Regions from separate parts of the Homo sapiens genome. Here region 1 is linked to region 2. Evidence: read pairs that join two places in POLR2A ChIA-PET (ENCODE). Cell type or tissue: PC-3. All regions are shown on one strand. Region 1 overlaps GLDC (glycine decarboxylase). Region 2 overlaps UHRF2 (ubiquitin like with PHD and ring finger domains 2).

Region 1 (5,000 bases), 91 kb after region 2:
GCGGGAGATGTGCTGACTGAAGCAGGAAGCTCGAGCCAAGGAACGCAGGAGGCCTGCAGATGCCAGGAAAGGTAAGGAAACAGATTCTCCCCTGTCTCCCCCAGAAGGAATCAGCTCTACCAACACTTTGACTTTAGCCCAGTGAAACCAATTTCTGACACCTGGCCTCTGCAACTATAAGAAAATTAATGTGTGTTGTTTTAAGCCACTAAGCCTGTAGAAATTTATCATAGCAGCCATAGGAAACTAATACACATCCTGGTACAAGGAGCGATGGAAAGAGAAGTCACAGTGGCTTTGTGAAGCACTCATTTATATGTTGCTGTCAGACATTTCTGGTTTTCTATGAGGATTTAGAGGACTTTAATTATTCTTTATAATGTTAAGTTTTTCCTCAGTTTAAAATTGTAGTGTTGGCCGGGCGAGGTTGCTCATGTCTGTAATCCCAGCACTTTGGGAGGCTGAGGCAGGCGGTTCACTTGAGGCCAGGAGTTCAAGACCAGCCTGGCCAACATGGTGAAACCCTGTCTCTAATAAAAATACAAAAAATAGCCAGGCATGGTGGTGCACGCCTACAGTCCCAGCTACTTGGGAGGCTGAGGCATGAGAATCACTTGAACCCGGGAGGCGGAGGTTGCCATAAGCCAAGATCATGCCATTGCACTCCAGCCTGGGTGACAGAGTGAGAGTCTCTCTTGGGGGAAAAAAATTGTATTGTTGTGAGGGATATGGAAGTAACACGACCCAGATTTGAAGTTTTGGTTTATCCAAAGCAAATCCAGCATTTGGTGCATTGATGCCCATTTAGGGGGTGCTATGTTTTCTCAACTCCCCAGGGTGCCGCGTGGCATAGAATAGCATGAGGTCATCTTTAGACTTGTTGAATGAGTGAAGGGTTAAGGAGATCTCCTGTGCAAGGGAAACTAATGTCTTACCACTGGTAAAATCTAACAACCAAAGGCCACTACTTTGTCTCAGGCAGTTGGGAAGAAAAAAATATTCCCATACAGGTTTTGAGCTTTCTTTGTTGATTTACATATAACATAATTTGTTTCCTTTGGTCAATGTTTTCCCTTTGTATAGGAAACTCAGACTCTGAACAGCAAACCTAATTGTTTTTCTTTAGAGTTTTTATTTTTTCGTAAGATCTGGAGGTCTGCTGAGTAAGTCAGGATTTGACTGACAAATTGAAATATTAATTATAAAGTGTTAAAGGCCATGCCTGGTACATGGTAATTGCCATATAAGTGTTTGTTAAATAAATTTGTATTCTCCCAAAGTAAACTCATAAATCAAGAAGTTAGGCATTCCATTTTAGGAACCTCTGAAATTTAACCTAAGAGAAAATGTGAAAATAACTTCAAAAAGCAGCTTGAAAGAAAAGACCCATCAGGAGCCCAGGCACTTCTGTAGCACATGATTTCCCCACACTCCCTGCACATGACTTCCCCACACTCCCTTTCAAAAAAGAATGATATATTTTGCTGGATTCCATTAGAATCTATTGTGTGGGAGCAGCTGCCTCAGACATCAGTGATGTGAAAAAATCTTCCCTGATTAGTGAATACTAAATCATTTTCTTCTCTAACTAAGAAAGTTGGCTTTAATTAAAAAAAATTTTTTTTTGAGAGGGAGTCTTGCTCTGTTGCCCAGGCTGGAGTGCAGTGGTGCGATCTCAGCTCACTGCAACCTCTGCCTCCTGGATTCAAGTGATTCTCCTGCCTCAGCCTCCCTCAGTAGCTGGGATCACAGGCGTGCACCACCATGCCTGGCTAATTTTTGTGTTTTTAGTAGAGACAGGGTTTTGCTATGTTGGCCAGGCTGGTCTTGAACTCCTGACCTTAGGTGATCTGCCTGCCTTAGCCTCCCAATGTGCTGGGATTACAGGCATGAGCCACCATGCCCGAGCTAATTAAAATTTCTGATCCAGAAGGATGCCAACATTTCCAGGCTAATGAGCTTTGTATTTCTACCAGCTCAGTGGCTGGAGGGCTTCCCTGCCTCTCCCTTTCCCCCTCTCCCTGAAGCACAGCACCCAGCCCCTCTCCCTCCTGCAGAGTGAAATGGCCTCTCATGACACTTCAGTGATGGCAGGATGGGCAATGGGGCCAAGAGAAACATCACACACAGTGGGTGGAGAAGGGAAGGAGGACAGGAAAACACAAAGAGAGGGAACAGGAACCAGAAAGAATCCACAAGTCACGGAAGAACCCCGCCCAGGCCAAACCCAAAGGCCTTTCATTCTTTCTCCTTGGCCTTTCCAGTTTGGTCCCCAGCTGCTGGACATTCACAGCTACTTCCTGGTGTCAGATTGGGAAATTTGGGAAATGGCGAGGGGTGGGAAGCATTACTGCGTGGAAAGAATCTGGATTTTAGCTGGCCCTTTGCCATTAGCTAGTCACCTGCTTTCTGCAAACACTGCTTTCTGCGGCCTCTCCGCCAAGCAGTGGAGGAGTCGGGTGGAGATGTCACACAGGACAGGCTGCCCCTTTCCAGCATCCCCAGGCTCCTGGGCACCTCGTGGTGAAAGATACTAATGAAGAGGAACTCCAGAGACGACCTCAGAACATGGAAGCCATGAGGGAAAAACAGACAGGAGAGAATCTGGCATTGTTTTACTGGCTGGACACCTGGAGCTCCAAAGTTTCCTTTCTGATTCTGTGAAAGTGCCGAGACTCTCAGGTCCCAAGAGCAATTATAGTTCTAAACTAATCATTCCTTAGAAAGCTGAGAATTCAGAACCACGAATGAACAAACTGTGGGGGAATTTCAGGGTCTGTGTCTGTCTGGTTGACCACTTCACTTCTCTCTGGACTGGCAAGCAGTCCTTGACCAGGGTTTAATCATTTATTCAATTCACGAATGGCCTGTTTTTCAAAGATCTTTAGACATGAATTCTAGGGCCAGGTGCAGAGGGTCATGCCTGTAATCCTGGTCTCCCTAGCACTTTGGGAGGCTTCCTTGAGCCCAGGAGTTCAAGGCTGCAGTGAGCTATGAAGAGAAAAAAAAAAGGGCCAGGCGCAGTGGCTCACACCTATAATCCCAGCACTTTGAGAGGTCCAGGGGCGGGTGGATCACCTGAGGTCAGGAGTTCGAGACTAGCCTGATCAACATGGTGAAACTCTGTTTCTACTAAAAATACAAAAATTAGCCGGGCGTGGTGGCGCATGCCTGTAATCCCAGCTACTCAGGAGGCTGAGGCACAAGAATCGCTTGAACCCAGGAGGCAGAGGTTGCAATGAGCCGAGATTGGGCCATTGCACTCCAGCCTGGGGAACAGGGCGAGACTCCATCTCAAAAAAAAAAAAAAAATTCTATTCCCCAACCAAGATGAAAGCCTGGAAAGACACACCTGTGGAATCAGGATGAACTATGCAAGGGAAGGAGGGAAAAAAATGTTCCTTCGTTTCCCCTGTTATGAAAGGGAAGTGAAACACTTTCAGCATTCTTTATTGCAAATTCCAGGCAACTAGCCATAAGTAACCTTCCAGTGGTAATAAAACCAGAAATGGACTAAGATCGGGCCACTACCACTCCACCCTACTTACTTAGCCAGCCAGCACCACCCTATCCCCTTTGTCTGCAACTCTCTAGTATCAGCAGATGCTTTTGCCCTGCTCTCGGCTCCTAGGCGATGCTCCTATTAAGGACTTCCGCCCCACAGCTCAGTACAAACTCTAGCATAGCACTGGCCATCAAAATGAAGGAACCAGGAACACAGGCCTCCTCTGGCACAAGCTGAGGCCTGAGTTAGGCCACTGCTACAGGCACTGCCCCTGGGGGGAGCGAGTGGTGTCCATTAGTACCTGCTGGTCCCCACAGTGGTCCCCAAGAGGCGATTGGGATCCTGGAGACCAGGTTCTCATATCCAAAGCAAACATTGAAGCAGGACCGTGAACTCTGCTTTATGCCTTTTTTGGTGCTTGAAGTTGAGAATCATCTAATGGAGAATTTATTTATTCAACAAATATTGTTTGAGCATACTATGACCAGAACCGGGCTTCAGCACAACAGGGGTTACTGAAGAATTAAAGCATGGTCTCTGCCCTTCATCCAGGCCCAGGGCCGGGGCTGAGCCAAGGAGAGGATGCTTGCAATGGCAACATTCCTGCCCTCTTCCTCCCTCTGCTCCCTAGAGAGCAGTTCCACAGCCAACTGGCTGACGTTTGCATTCTGGGTTTGAGCAAGTCTTTTATCTCTGAATGTTTTTCCTCAAAATGGTCAAGTGGGATGTCTTGGAAGCAAGGATCATAATGGCTAGTTCACAGAAATTTGTTTCTTGACTATATGTTCCCTCATCTGCTTCCAAGAAGGCTTGGAGGGAGTGTCCCACAGAAGGGACCCTGAGAGCCAGGACCTCTGTGCCCCATGGTGAGCAAGCGCCACCTCCTGCCATACTCACCGTTCTGTGCCCCTCTCCTTTCTGGTTTAAGTAGGCTCGGATAGTGGCCAGTCCAGCATATTCTCCCTGGGCTCCGCTTGCAAAGACAAGAAGAAAGGGATCACGGTTAGGTCTTCTGGCTTTCATTTACTCATTCAATATTTATTGGGCCCTGGCCAGGGGTTCACCAGCACGTGACACATGGTCACTGTCCAGACGCTGAGAGAAGCTCATCAAGGAGCTCTGCTGGAGTCAAAAGGTCTTGAACAATCAAAACAATCAAAGCAACAGCATCCAGTTTGTGCACTACAGCTCAACCACTCCTACCCAAAGATGGAGCTTTCTATATCCTTGCTCAGGACCACGCATTGAAAATAGCCTTTTGTTATTATGAAAAATTTCAAAACTATACCAAAATACAGTGAAGAACAAAAGGAACTACGACGTGTGTGTCAGCCAGCTGTAACAATTTGGTTTACGGTCAATCTTGTTTCCTATTATATTTCTCACTAACCACTTTCATGCTGAACTATATATTTTGAAGCAAACTTCAAACATCCTATCATCAGTTCAAATGTCAATATGCAGCCTTCAAAGATAAGTATTGTTTTTAAAAATA
Region 2 (5,000 bases):
AAAATATTATCAAATAAAACCTGAAAGAATTCACCATCAACAGACAGGCACTAAGAGAAATAATAAAGGGAGTTATTTAAGTGGGAGGAATGAGATTCCCGATGGAACATCGAAATATGGGACAGAATTAAGAGCAGGGAAAGGGTAAATGTATGAGTAAGTATAAATAATTTTTTTTAAATAGTGAACTTTAAAATATACATAGAAAAAAAATGCGTGACAACAATAATGCAGAAGATGGGGTTGGTAAATGAAGTCGTGAGATTCTGGCATCATTGGGGAAGTAGTGAAAGTAAAATTTAAAGTAGATTATATCAGGTTTGCACAGTCCAATCTCTAATGCAACTACTAAAAATAAAGGATTTTTAACAAATTAACACACTGAAAGTGAAAAAATAAATATTAGTCTAATCCAAAATAAGGCAATTGTGACTAAAAGAAGCAGATAAAGTAGAAAACATACAGTAAAATGGCAGAAACAAACACAACTGTATCAGCCTTTATATTAACTGTGAGTCAAGCATTTCAAGACAATGATCAACAAACTAGATTAAAATAAAAAAATCCACATGCTACTCTTAAGAAAGACTCCTTAAATATAAAATCACAGAAGTTGAAAAGAGGTGGATGGTTGGGATTGTAAGAAGATGACAACAGCAAAGACTTTTCAAATCCCCTTAAATGTCCTGGTAATATAGAGCAAAATATTACTAAATTATCTAATTCACAAACTCATGGACAGCATCTACAATGAAACAGGGTGGTATGGTATCATAACCCCCAAATAGCTGGTGGGATAAACAGTGGAAAGCTTCAAGACCTGTGTAGTATCAGTGGCTGTGCAGGAGAAATATGTGTTGGGCCCAAGAATTCCAAATAATGAATTAGCTCAGCAAACTAATTTGAAAATAGCAGCTATGGTAGCCATCTTTTAAGGTAACCCCCAGTGATTCCTGCTTACTAATACTCACCCTCATGTGGTTTTCAGCCATACTTCACTAGGGTGGCTCTTTGTGACCAATAGAATATGGTGTAAGTGATGCTGTACCACTTCAAGATGAGGTTTTAAAAAGATACCAGCTTCCATTTTGGGTGCGCCCTCTTGGATCACTCCCTCTGAGGGAAGCCAGTTGCATGTGATGAGGCTATCCAGGCAGCTTTTTTATTTTCCCTGAGTAGAGCCTTTAAATGAGACTGCACCCCTGACCAATGGCTTAACTGCAATCTCATGAAAGATCTTAAGCCAGAACTACCCAGCTAAGCTACTCCCAGATTCCTGACCCACCCCCATATGAGTAAGTACAAGCAGTTTGCAGTAAGATCTGAAGGGGCTAGAGTACTCTTTAAACTCTTTAAATTGGTCGGTTAAAGCTCCATTCCAGGACTAAAGCTCTATATTGAGAAGAAACTGGTGGGAATAGGTTCCAAACTAAGTAGGACCAGGAGAATAGAGACAAAGGAAAAAGGAGTCCGGTTAGAAATAGGGGAGGAGAATATAGCCAAAAGATTTCAGTAAGTAAGCTTCCATGCTGTCTTTTTAAAATTGTTTTTGAGGTATAACTTACATACAGTAATATGTACTTACCCTTAAGTGTATCTTAAATACAGTGAACATTGACAAATGGATATACGCATGTCACCACTAATCAAAACACAATGTTTTCATCACTCCCAAAAGTTCCCTTGGGTCCCATTACAGTTACCGCTACCATCTGTAGCATTGGTCCCAGACCACCACTGATTGGCCTTCTATCAGATTAGATTTTAGTCTCCAGAATTTTGACTCTTTCTCCAAGAAATGTGTACTCTAGCTGCTAGCAAAAAGTGAAGTTAGACCCTTTAAAGGGTTTAGGAAATTTATCTTATGAAAATAAGCGAAAGGATCGATGTTAAATTCTGTATGAAGTTAGAAGAGAGTGAGAAAATAAGGAACAGTATAACATGCTTACAAGGAAAACATTCCAGAAAAGCATTAGTCAAGTAAAGGAGAGCCAAGGATTTTAAGTCAAGCCAAACTAGCCTTTAGTATAACAGCTATAGACAAATTGTCATTAACTTCCAAAACTGGGGGAATATTGTTCTCATGAACCCTTCCTAAGGAATCTTCAGGAGAACTAGGTTCAGACAATCAAGATGACTGAAGATAATTTGAAATAAAGAGTTGCGCTAAACATTTAAAATATTTTTACATTTAGAAACAGAACTAACTGAACATAAAGGAGAAAGTATAGTATGTACTGGCTCTATGACCTGACACAGTTAGCTATATTATAACTAAAACGTAGAAGGGAAATATGCAAAAAATTTAAAGTGTTTTCAGTAATTGACAGCTGGCAACAATGTCTTGCGTGTAATGTGGGATAAAGCAAAGGAGTATTTGTAATATTCTAATTTTGGTGTCCTTAAGAACTGGGATTTTTCTGGTTGGGGGAAAAAGGAAAAAAGACACATAATTTTTTTAAAAAGTAAATATCCTTTAGCCCTGAATTTGAATATAAAATACTAGCATGAACTCATGAGATGTTTTGTGTTTGAGTGTGTATATTAATGTGTATGTTTAAAATGTATAGGGTACAAACAGTAATCAACCTAGTTGCAGTAAGCTTTCCTAGTACCTAACTATGGTCTCGAAATACCTTTCCCACTGAAAGAAACTCCTGGCTGGGGGCAGAAAATGGGCAAGATGAACCTGGAATATCTTGTCATGCAAATAAGGAGTCCCACAAAGTCTGCTAAGTTCTCGTCAGAAGGATTTGGGAGTCAACTGGAAGCTCCCACTGGTCAAAGATGAGACAATTTGAACATTGATAAGAAAAATAAAGTGGGTTGAGACATACCAAATATATTTAAATCCATGAGTCCATAGTAACACAGTCAGTATGGAAGTTGTTAGAGAATGATTTATTTTTAAAACTGCTAAGTCAGCATTTTATCTTTGTTATATGAGCTATACTACTGGGTCACCAACTAGTTTAGTGAGGTCATTTCTCTGTAAAATTGTGCCAAGTAAATGAGATGAGAAAGGAATGATAGAATGGGAATATCAACATTTTCTAATCCCCAAAGAATTAATGTAGGCATTGAGCATTAGTAGCTGCCGTCAGGAGAGGAAAAGAGATAAATAAATAGGTACTTCCTGATGGAAATAGACCTATGAAATTATCTTACCAAGAAAATGAACCTAAATCTGATTGAGACTGAGTCTTTAGCCCAGGAGTTGGCAATATTTTTCTTCTGTAAAGAGCCGGATAGTAAATAGTTTAACATGGGGGCCAGATGGTCTGTCACAACTACTTAACTCCCCTGTTAACAGCATGAAACCAGCCATAGATAATACAAAAATCAGATGGCATAACTAAGTTCTAATAAAACTTTATTTTTAAAGTTTTTTGACCTACGCTCCAGATCAGCTACCAATGTACAAGAAATGCGAATGACAGAAAAAACTGTTTAACCCATACTTTGGGAATGCAAATATCAAAAATCAACACTGTGAGAAACACTATAGGACAAATGGTTGGACTTGTTAACAGATTTCAAGGAGGAAAGAGATGGCATGTGAATTTATAGATTAGAGACTTTTCAAACACAGGCAAAACTGTTTTAGGGAGGTAGACAAGTGACATGAAAAAAATTAAGGTAAATATAACTTCGGAGGACATGAAGTTGTCATTGTGAGGGGACAAGGTGAGGGTTTCTGAGGTAGTTGATATTCCTATGTCTTCTGTCATTGGTGGTCACAACGGATGTGCATGTTGATAATTGGTTAAGCTATGCATTTATGCAGTTTTTTGCATTTGTGTATATTTGACATTGAAAGTTTTTAAAGAAAAGGTGGAAGGATGGAAAAAGTCTTCAAGCAAGTGCTAACCAAAAGAAAGTAAACTTTTGATTCAGAATGCATTACTAGAGATAAGATATTCAGTAAGATTTAGGCTTCTTAAATCTGTAGCTAATAAAGCAAAAGCCAACAGATTAAAAGGAGAAATGGGCTGGGTGTGGTAACTCATGCCTGTAATCCTAGCACTTTGGGAGGCCGAGGCGGGCAGGTCACCTGAGGTCAGGAGTTCGAGACGAGCCCAGCCAACATGGTGAAACCCTGTCTCTACTAAAAATACAAAAATTAGCCGGGTATGGTGGCGCAGGCCTGTAATCCCAGCTACTTGGAAGGCTGAGGCAGGAGAATTGCCTGAATACAGGAGGTGGAGACTACAGTGAGCCAAGATTGCACCACTGCACTCCAGCCTGGTGACAGAGCGAGACTCCATCTCAATAAATAATACAAACAAACAAATAAATAAATGGAGAAATGTACAAATCCACACCCGTAGTAGGAAACTTTGAAGAAGTATATACAAACAAATATGAATTGAGTCTGACAAGTATGGTGTAGTATTTGAAAGACTTTATGAAAAGGGCATCTTATTTTTGCCTAGAAATTATATTTATTGGAAATTTATTTTTTGTAGATTTTTTAAATAAATTGTTACAGAATTATCCCATATAATTACATTTTCACAAAAGTATATAAAAATATATTGCTTACATAAAAGAAATGTTAAAATTCTACCAAAGGACAAAACAAACAGAAAACATACCTTATTTCTTGATAGAAAGGTTTAATATTGCACAGATTTAACAGGAAGTTATTTAAATCTTTCATTTTAATTGACAGAGTGCCATTTTATCTAGTCTTTAAATTTACAAGTTAGCTACTTCTTACCAGATTATCTAATGAAGTCTGTATTTTTTTTCTCATATTACACTATGAATGTTAACTAATCACTATGGACTTTTCCTACTATTGAAAACAATAGTTCAGAATGATTGGAATAGCTCTAATCTCAATTTATAAATAGACAGATTTCAGTGAGATTCCAAACTGGCTTTTAATTATTATTTGTATATACCTTAGATTTTGCTGGCAGAAGTTAACCTTTCTTCCTTTTTTAAACAGGGGTTCTGAAGGAACATTAAATGACTGCAAGATAATATCTGTA

Evidence for each region. Peaks named below come from ENCODE experiments on the same cell type or tissue, not always from the same donor. Only the 100,000 strongest peaks of a DNase experiment are listed, where the experiment ranks them.
Region 1: POLR2A ChIA-PET joins it to region 2 with 18 read pairs; 6 of 35 experiments call an interaction of 5 or more read pairs at or near these places.

What each region holds. Positions count from the first base shown.
Region 1 is chr9:6,560,952-6,565,951 of GRCh38, forward strand. It overlaps GLDC (glycine decarboxylase), which reads right to left. Exons shown (of 25, transcript NM_000170.3): 16 at 4,403-4,478. Among named protein-coding and RNA genes, the nearest start is that of GLDC, 82 kb to the right of the region's middle. In PC-3, no CTCF peak of the experiment used is centred here; no DNase peak of the experiment used is centred here; H3K27ac peaks cover 2,779 bases.
Region 2 is chr9:6,470,434-6,475,433 of GRCh38, forward strand. UHRF2 (ubiquitin like with PHD and ring finger domains 2) reads left to right here. Exons shown (of 16, transcript NM_152896.3): 5 at 4,958-5,000. Among named protein-coding and RNA genes, the nearest start is that of UHRF2, 60 kb to the left of the region's middle. In PC-3, no CTCF peak of the experiment used is centred here; no DNase peak of the experiment used is centred here.